2 separate regions of the Homo sapiens genome follow, and region 2 is linked to region 1. Evidence: read pairs that join two places in POLR2A ChIA-PET (ENCODE). Cell type or tissue: GM12878. All regions are shown on one strand.

Region 1 (5,000 bases):
AGCCTGGACCTTATTGCTCATATCACTATCAGCATTTTTGTCAAAGCCATTCAGCAAGTCTCTAGGGAGTTCCAAATTTCCCACATTTTCCTATCTTCTTCTGAGCCATCCAAATTGTTCCAACCTCTGCCTGTTACCCAGTTTCAAAGTCACTTCCACATTTTCAGGTATCTTTTGAGCAATGCCCCACTCTACTTGTACTAATTTGCTGTATTAGTCTGTTTTCATCCTGCTGATAAAGACATACCCGAGACTGGGCACTTTACAAAAAAAAAAGGTTCAATTGGACTCACAGTTCCACATGGCTGAGGAGGCCTCACAATGCTGGTGGAAGGCAAAGAGGAGCAAGTCACATCTTATGTGGATGGCGGCAGGCAAAAAGAGCTTGTACAGGAGAACTCCTCTTTAAAAAACCGTTCACTATCACGAGAACAGCATGGGAAAGACCTGCCCCCATGATTCAATTACCTCCCACCAGTCCCTCCTACAACACAGCCAAACCATATCGTACTATGTCTCACATTGCTTACTTCATACATTTAAGAAGCTGTATAAATATTTTTAAAATAGTGACATGCAATGATACATTATAAACATAACATGTTGACTAAATTATTATTTACCTAGAGCAGTTGCCTCATTCTACACAGTGCTTTTTAATGCCAATAAATGTATTAATAAAATATTAAAGTCCAAATAATTTAAGCATAGAGTAAATCATATAATCCACTTTTATGTCAATTATTATAGTACCATTATAGTGGTGAGACGGCTACATCTATTTACAGATATCAAACTAGCTGATTATGCTTTGATGAGCTTTATTTTCAATTTTATACTTTATTAACTTAACTGCATTCACTCGGGCCTGCTAATCTAGCAAACTGATAAGAAAGGTGTGTTTAAAAAAACACTTTTCCATTTCTCAATCTTGTGGCAAAAAAATAAAAAATAAAAAAAAAAACAAAACACCTTTTAGCATACTCCTATTTTACCTAAGAAGGCTTCAAACCATCTTAATATTTATAATAGTTCCACTGTATTACATAAATAGCAGTTATCCAAAGAATTTTATCCTTAACTTTATAGAAGGCTATATTCTTGACAGAGATGCCTAAAACAAAAGTGACTTACTCTTAAAAAGAATGTTATGATGAAAGCCATGTTTTTAAGCAAGGGCCTGATGCCTAATTTTATGTAGAAATAATATAAATGCCATTTTAAACAACAGTTACATAAAAATCTTTCCAAAAGAACTAATAGGGTCGAGCACAGTGGCTCATGCCTGTAATCCTGATACTTTTGGGAGAACAAGGCAGGCGATCGCTTGGAGACCAGAAATTCGAGACTAGCCTGGTCAACATAGTGAAATACCATTTCCCGTAAAATTTTACTTAATTTAGCAGATAAAATTCCAAAGAAAATGTAGGAAGATCCTATCTTTCTCCTTCATAATTCAAGTTCATATTACATTGAAACAGATTAGAAGGTGATATTCATCAGGTCATGGATGAGTGTGATGTTGATCCTAGGAAAAAAGTTACAACTTACTTATCTAAATGGGCAGTATGGCATGGGTACTTAGAAGGAAGTGGTAACTTTTAGGAGAAAATATGAATTCACCAAAAAACTATGTCAGACTAAGGTCATTCTTTTCTTTGAAAGGGACCACGAAATTTTTGTAAATTTTGTTCACTATGCTACAAAGCATTTGATGATAAACAAAATCAGGGTTTCTGCCCTTTCCATGTAAGAGACCAAGGCTAATACAGTTCTAGGGTCTACCTTCACACCTCTGTGACAGGAAAGAAAGACCCTTCCCCACACCAGCTCCAGCAGAAACATCCCAAAAGAGGACTCTGGCCCAGTATGCATCAGGTTATGGATACTGTCAGAATGCCAGGTCTACTACCAGAAGGAAATGTGTGAAAAGATGCTGGTAAGTTAAAAATGAGAGCCAATACAATAACCAAAGGGTGTCAATTAATAGAAAGATTATAGTGGTGTAAACATACTGTTCTATACTCAGTCCTGTCCAATCAGTTTTTTAAGTTTGTTAGGAAAACATACAGAAGGAATAGTAATTAATTGTGCAGATCAAAAAGTTTCAGAGGGAAGAAGTAATGTGCCCAACCAAAAATAAGTATAAAGACCTGCACCCAGGTTTAAAAAAAAAAAAAAAAAAAAAAATTCAGGCTGGGCGCGGTAGCTCTCACCTGTAATCCCAGCACTTTGGGAGGCCGAGGTAGGCAGATCACCTGAGGTCAGGAGTTCAAGACCAGCCTGGCCAACATGGCGAAACCCCATTTCTCCTAAAAATACAAAAAAATTAGCTGGGTGTGGTGGCGGGTGCCTGTAATCCCAGCTACTCGGGAGGGTGAGGCAAGATAATCACTTGAACCCGGGAGTCGGAGGTTGCGGTAAGCCAAAATTGCACCACTGCACTCCAGCCTGGGTGACAGAGCAGGACTCCATCTCAAAAAAAAAAAAATCAAACACATCAAGGTGAGGAGGGGGAAAGAAGGGAAAACCATTGTGAAAGCTAAATACAAGTGAAAAATATTTGAGAGTCATAAAAATGAATGTAACTTCATGCTATTTTAATGAAAGCTTAACATCTTAGGATCTTTAATGAAAGCTTAGGACAAGGTAGGTCACAGTTCTCTGCTAGTGTGCCAGTGAGAAGACACTTTGAATGCCGAATTCCATTTAGCAATGCCTCTTTAAAAGGTGGAGAAATAAAGACTGTCATATTCAGGAAGCAGCAACTGAAAAAATACAGAAACCTAAAACCATGTCACATAAAACTAACTTAAGATACTTTCCAACTCTGAAAGTAAATGATTCTATCAATTGAAAAAGGCTTCCTTTGGGAGATTTTCATGGGTGTATCTGAGGAAATTAGGAAGGCTCGGGAGTTTTTAAGAAGCTAACAAAGGTATGTTTTGTTGTCCTTTTAGTTTTCTTTTAGCAAGCATAGAAATGAGAGCTACCTTTTATTTACTGAGCACTGGGTTAAAACGTTTTCTCCATTAATCCTCACTTAACTGCTGAGTGAGTGAGTAAATACTACTATCCCTGTTCTACTGAGGTTCAAAGAGGTTAAGTAAATTGACCAAGGTCACAGATCTGACAAACGGCCAAAGGAAAAATTGAACCTACATCTGACTCTAAAGACTATTCTTTAACACTATGCCAAACTACCTCCATAATAAAGATCAAGTAGCTGCACAAAAAAATGTTCATTTTTGCAAATTATAAAATACGTGCAAATTAAAATAATCTTTCAAGACTATTTTGCATCCGTAAAGTAGAAAAAAATTTAAATATCCCCTAATGATGAGTAGGTAATTAAGTCAGCATTCATTCATAGTACTGCAAATTGGCACAACTCATGAAAAGTAATACATCAACCTGTGTAGTTTAAGAATGCCCACAGTTTCCACAAACACTAAGGAAATTCATAAGCCTCCATTCATTAATCCTACTTCTGGCAATTTATTCCAAGGAAGTTATTCAGCAGAGATGAAAATGTTCACTTGCAAAAATACACCAGTATAATCCATAAAAATTCCAGAGACAGTCTAGATCCTCAATAGCTAACAGGAAAATAAACTAAGATATTGTCACACAGAGGAATATTTACGTATTTCTTTAAAAGTATAGTTATGAAGGTCATGTACAGGGAAATATAGGAAAGAGGTATGCTTTAAATGAAAATAACAAAACATGTACGTTATAACTGTAAAAATGCACATAAATACAGAATAAAAGGAAACAAAAATAAAACAATATTTGTATTATGGTTATAACATTATGGATGATTTTTAATTTTCTTAAATTGTCTTTAATGTTTACACTCTATTAAACTGTCAAAAGCAGGTGATGATAGCATTTTTTTAAGTTTCTGAGACTTGCTTTACCTGTACATATAGGGGGTATAAGTGGTCCAGCTCCTAAAGAGCTCATAAATATACTAAAGACAACATTTACATTTGTAGCAAAAAGAATGTGTTATTTAAAACAATAGTAACCACAGCCCCCAAAAAATGAGAATCTCATTTGTTGTTGTAGAGTCAAACAAATATGAGTGTCTACTATATATTCCAGCCACAGTTCTAGCCACTGGGGCTATAACTGTGAATAAAATAGACAAAAATTCTTGCCTTTGTGGAACTTAAATGCTAGCAGTATGTATATACTGCAAACATATACAACAGACAAGATAAATATGTAAAATATATAGCATATTTTATAGTGATAAGTGCTAAGGAGAAAAGTAAAGTCTGGAAGGTAGACAGGATGCTATTTTGAGTGGCAGGGGCCAGGCACAGTGGCTCTTGCCTGTAATCCCAGCACTTTGGGAGTCTGAGGTGGGAGAATCGCTTGAGCCTAGGAGTTCGAGACCAGCCTGGGCAACATAACGTGACCTTGTCTCTACAAAAAATATTAGCCAGGTGTGGTGACGTGTGGCTGTAGTCCTAGCTACTTGGGAGGCTGAGGTAGGAGGACTGTTTGAGCCTGGGTGGCAAAGGTTGCAATGATCCAAGATGGTGCCATTACACTCCAGCATGGGTGAGAGAGTGAGACCCCGTCTCAAAATAAATAAATAAATAAAAATAAATCGAATGGCAATAGAAGGTCTCACTAAAAGGATGTCTGAAAAAAGACTGAAAGAGTGGGGAGAGTAAGCAATGTGAGTATCTGAGGAAAGAGCACTTCAGGCAGGGGAAACAGCAAGAGCAAAAGCCTTGAAATAGAATGCCTACCCAAGGATGTGAATGTGCCAGTAACTGGGACATATAATTAATTAAACAACCTGTACTCAGTTCCCCCTAGCAGACCACAGACAGCTACACAGTTCTCAGAACACTGCTCTGGGCCTGATCTGCCTCAGTTGGGTTCAGTACACAGCTACTTTGGCTGGCAAATTCTTCAATGCTTTTTTTTCCATCCAAGGTTGCTTAAGCATCTCTTTTTTATTTTGAGGATCCAAACGG
Region 2 (5,000 bases), 92 kb before region 1:
AGAAATGTTACACTGCTTGACTGACCTTTATCATTACGAAATGTCCCTCTTTATTTCCAGAAATGCTCACTGTCTTAAAGTCTAATTTGTCTGATATTAGAATAGTTATCTAATAAAAGATTCATATCCAGAATATAGAATATCTGGAATAGAACATTATTTAAAAGAGGGCCCAGAGACTAAATAGGCACCTCAAAAAAGAGGACATCTAGATAGCCAATAAACATTAAATGAGTTCAACCTCATTAGTCATCAGGGAAATGCAAAATGAAACCACAATGATGGCTGAAGATACATTAAGTAAAAATAAAAATTAAAAAAAGAACACTGGGAATACCAAATCTTTGCAAGGACTAAGAAGACCAGAATTCTTACACACTTATGGTGGCAGTGTAAAAACTGAACAACTTTGGCAGTGCCAAAGCTGAACACATTCCACTCCAGAAATGCACACACATGTGCACCCAAAGACATGCATAAGAGTGTTTCTATGAAGTGTTCCTAACAGCTCCAAACAGAAAACAACCCAATGCCCATCAATGGGAAGAGGAATACATAGCCTATTCAATATAGAGATGCTGCTGGTCTTACAATGGAGCTGCATCGCAATAAACTCACAGTAAGTCAAAAATACGTTAAGTCAAAAAATGCATTTAACATCCAGGTAAACCCATCATAAAGCTGAAAACTTGTAAGGTGAACCCTCTGTTAAGTCAGGGATGGTCTGCAATTAACCATTATACAGCAATGAAAGTGAAGGAATTATGGTCACACTTACCATGGATCAATCAGCCTCACAATACTGAGGGAAAGAAGCCATACACAGAAGGGTATCTAATATATATAAAGTCCAGAAACAGGCAAAACCAATTTATGTGATAGAAGTCAGGAGCTAATAATTGGAAGAGAACAAGAAGGAGCCTTTAGTGCTGTAACAATGTTCTATTTCATTTGGTGTTTGGGTGTGGTTACCAGTGTGTATGCTTTCTTATAAATTTATCAATGTTTTTGTACATATACTACAATAAAATGTTTACAAATTTAAAAAATGATTTAACTACATGAGGGGATGTGGCAGAAACAAAGGTGGTAGGGAATGTCTAAAATTGATAAATCAAGAAATGGCTATAAAGGCATATTGTTTAAAAAAATGAAATGCAATTACACCAACTAGAAGAGTTTAAAATCGTTGCTCCTAAGGTTTGGAGGGGATTGCTTTTCAGTTTTTTTGGCACTTTCTTAAAGTGACATGCATATGTTATGTATATGGAAATGGTCAGAACATTCCAATTCTTCACAAAGGAAAAATCACTAATGTAGGTTTAAAAAAAAAGAGACAGCTTCCTGCAGCTAACAATGTCAAAGTCCATCTGTTAGAAGAAAATTCATTCTGCTTCTCAGCACAAATTATGATTTTAAACACCAAATTTAAAAGTTAAAACTTTACATAAAGTAATGCCAGATGCTATCATATCACCGGTTTTAAGCCAAATGTTAATCATTCAGAAAGGGGAGAAAGAGACAAATGCTAGATATATTTTATTCTATTAATGCAAAACAAACTACCATTGCTGTTTCATACTTATTTTCTCATTATATAAAAAGTAAAAACTTATTATGAGAACACGGTGATATGTCTTGGCATGCAGCGTGGTGCTCATGGATGAAAGTTCTTATTCTTTGGTTTATTCTTCGGATTAAACTACCATTTCCCACTGCAGTTTCTGGAAGGTGTTAATAGGAATTATGTAGAAAAAGATGTTCCGTGGTCAATCATGTTTTTGAACCAATGGATTTCTTTACTGTGGGTCTTCGAAGAACCACTATTATGTTAATGTGATTCTCCAGAAGGATCTTCCTCTGTGCCTCAAATGGTGAGGCACTGTAATATTTGTTACATAAAAAAGAAAATAATTAAGAAAAAAAGCCCAAATTGTTGTTGTTGTTGTTTTGATGGCAAGAATCATAACAAAAGCAATTATAAGGCAGCTAGGAGAATACTTCTACGAGTAGGTTTAAGGTAACCCAGAAATCTGAAAATCTGAAACTTTCCCATGCCTTAAAATCTTTTCCAAGACGAATAGTATCTTTTAAGGTCTCCTGGCTGTTTGGTAGCATTTGTCAGGTACACAGATTTTACTGAACTTTTCTAAAAGAGAAATTCATTCAATTAAAAACCACACTTGGCAAAACTTTAAAAAAGAGACACTGTGCTAAAAGCATTTTCTGAATTTATTTTTGTGTTTTTCAAGTCAAGATTAAACTATCTATGTTTTCAAGTCAAGGCTGAATTATAAATGAACTTCTCAGTATTTAGATACCAGAATAAAAAGAACAAGCAAAGGTTGTATAGGATATCTGAGTTTTTTTTTTTTTTTTTTAATCTGAACAGAAAATAAGTATACAAGTTCGCTAAACAGAAGTGGTAAAAATTGAATGTTATGTATTATGGAATTCAGTACATCAGTTTACTTCGGTAGCCAGTGATTGTTATAGTTAATTCTGCAAAAAAACAAAACCAGTTATGCAAAAACAAGAGTACAAAATGCCCCTTTCTGAAGCTCAGTTTGAGAAACTGATTTCGTATCTAGCTTATTGATTATACTCAGTTTCAATTCTCCCTGTGCAAATAATACATAAAGTCATTAATGATGATTTGATGAACTGAAATCATCTTCGCTTAGGATCGTTTGACATCATAACCCAAATATAAAAAAGTTATTCAAGATTCACAGAGATAAAACAGTGCCTCGGAAACATAATTCACCCATGTATATATAATAATTTTAGAACATACTTTTTAAACATAAAATCACAGTCAAAGACAGTGATAGCATTGCATACTCAGTGCATTATTTCATGTAGTGCCTTCCTATGGCTCATTTGGAGTTTAATACCAAATAACCACCACACTTCTAATGAATGGGCTTCTAACACACACAAATTTGTCTAATTCTCTTAAAAATCTAGAACTCTTATAAGACCTTGAGCCTGGCATGTTAAGGACTTTGTGTTTTAATATCCCAAACATTGGGAAGATTAGGTGTGATACATGGTAACCCCTCCTTGTAAGCAAGACTGCACATATACTTTAAACAACTCAATACTGCAGACTGAGAGGGGTACATTTATCATTTAGTTAAGGAAAACCAAAATGGCTTTTCCTGGAGTCAAATGCACTCCAAGACACACACAAGGAATGAGTATTACTGTGGCAGCTAAAGAAATCTGCCACTGTATAATAAACGCTGTTATGCAATGATGTTAAACATTTAAATAATACATTATGATTTGTTTCCAACTACCACAGGGCACAGGAAAATGAAACTGAAGACTATCTTGCTAGAACAGGACAAATGATGACCCAGTTTTAAATAGGGTTCTTCACTGAAGGAAAAGATAGAGCCATAAAAGTCCAATTAGCTGACTTCGAATGGTTTACATCCCAGGATGAATCAGGTTACAGTGATTGAAGCCCAATTTAATTTAGGCAGGTTTTTAACCACAAGAATAAGGACATTCTTAGTACATATTATTAATTAAACCAACATATACACAATTAGCAATATCCTATATAATATTAAATGTTTTAACAACTTGTTCTCCATTATTCTGTATCTAGTTAATTTGTTGCTTTGTTTTTTTTTTTAAAAAAAACTAAGCTCAACTTTATTTTACAATGTACTTTGCCTTTCTAAGTATATTCTGTAATTATTTCACTGAAGCAGGTATAGTTCTCCAGATTTCTCTAAGAGCCAAACTCAACTGTATCTTCTGTTATCTGTTTGAATTCATAGTTGCCTCTGCCATCCATATGCAGGTAGTACTATGGGAAAGAAGGGGGAAAAAAAGTCAGTAACTAAGAGTGAATATAGTACTGTCTTTTATGAAAAGTAAAATACAGACTTCCTCATTATTTTAAGGGAGCTAAATCTATAAGCATCCCACAAATCAGAATGCTTCCGTAACTCCATGACCAAGGATCTCAGCTACCAGTAGGTTAAACTGTGCTAAATGCAAGACTGTTCCATAGGTCAGTCAGTATTGTTTCCTGTAGCCTGATTTCCTAATCAGCTTGAAATCTCCAGCTTAAGGCTTTTTATTTGTTTTTAATTTAGTAGAGGGGAAAAAGAGCTATAAAAACTGCCGATATATCCTAACCTCTGAAGACACAACAGCAGTTACAAAGCCTTCTGTTTTTATTTAGTGGCTTATTTTCAGAAAGCTTTCTGAGTTTCCATTTTCTGTATTACTATTTCTTAGCTATCCTGGCCCCTCACATTCTAGTTGTGTTCCCCTCCTTCACATGATCACTGGCGTGATGATTATTTTGCTACTTGTCTATACCTCCAAAAGAAGAGGAAGGGTGAAACCCAAATGCTCTCAATTCCTCTCAATGTCCTATGGCTATAATACTTATGAACTTCCGAGAAAACATAAAGGCTTGGCTATATTTTAAATGCCTTTGATTTCTAGTTATTCAATTTCCTGCTCAGTTCATGAAAAATTGACAAGTTATAATATGCCATAAAATAATAAAAGCTATCTTTAAAAGTCACACAGTTATATAGAATTTCACTGAATTTTATTAAGTACTTTCATATAGGCTACCTGTCTAATTTTCATGGTAATCTAAGAGATAGGAAGGTAAGGCTCAATAACTTCATTATACAAAGGAAGCAACTGAGGCTAGAAACTTTGGTGCCTGAACCCAGGCTCTCTGACTTCAAATCCTATGCTCTTCATTTTATCACTTGTAGACTATCATCTACATCCTAAAGTTCTTGAAGGTAAAAACTGTAATTAATTTGCATCCCTCATGACACTTAGCTCAGTATCTGGCAAAAAAAGGTCCTTAATCAGGTATGTATTTTGTGGAACAAGGCACCTTTACCATTATTCCAATTTTTCTCAAATCCTTGCTTTTACCTAAAATTTCTATATCATTTAGGAAGGAAAAGAAGGAAAGAAGAGAAGAAAGGAAAGAGGGAAGGGGGAAA

Evidence for each region. ChIA-PET counts read pairs that join two places held together with the same protein. Peaks named below come from ENCODE experiments on the same cell type or tissue, not always from the same donor. Only the 100,000 strongest peaks of a DNase experiment are listed, where the experiment ranks them.
Region 2: POLR2A ChIA-PET joins it to region 1 with 11 read pairs; 2 of 35 experiments call an interaction of 5 or more read pairs at or near these places.

Annotation. Positions count from the first base shown.
Region 1 is chr1:94,424,039-94,429,038 of GRCh38, reverse strand. All of the region lies in intron 1 of ABCD3 (ATP binding cassette subfamily D member 3), which reads right to left. Among named protein-coding and RNA genes, the nearest start is that of ABCD3, 8.2 kb to the right of the region's middle. In GM12878, no CTCF peak of the experiment used is centred here; no DNase peak of the experiment used is centred here; H3K4me3 peaks cover 916 bases; H3K27ac peaks cover 296 bases.
Region 2 is chr1:94,515,878-94,520,877 of GRCh38, reverse strand. ABCD3 (ATP binding cassette subfamily D member 3) reads right to left here. Exons shown (of 23, transcript NM_002858.4): 23 at 2,215-3,826. The coding sequence ends at 3,749. Among named protein-coding and RNA genes, the nearest start is that of F3, 23 kb to the left of the region's middle. In GM12878, no CTCF peak of the experiment used is centred here; no DNase peak of the experiment used is centred here.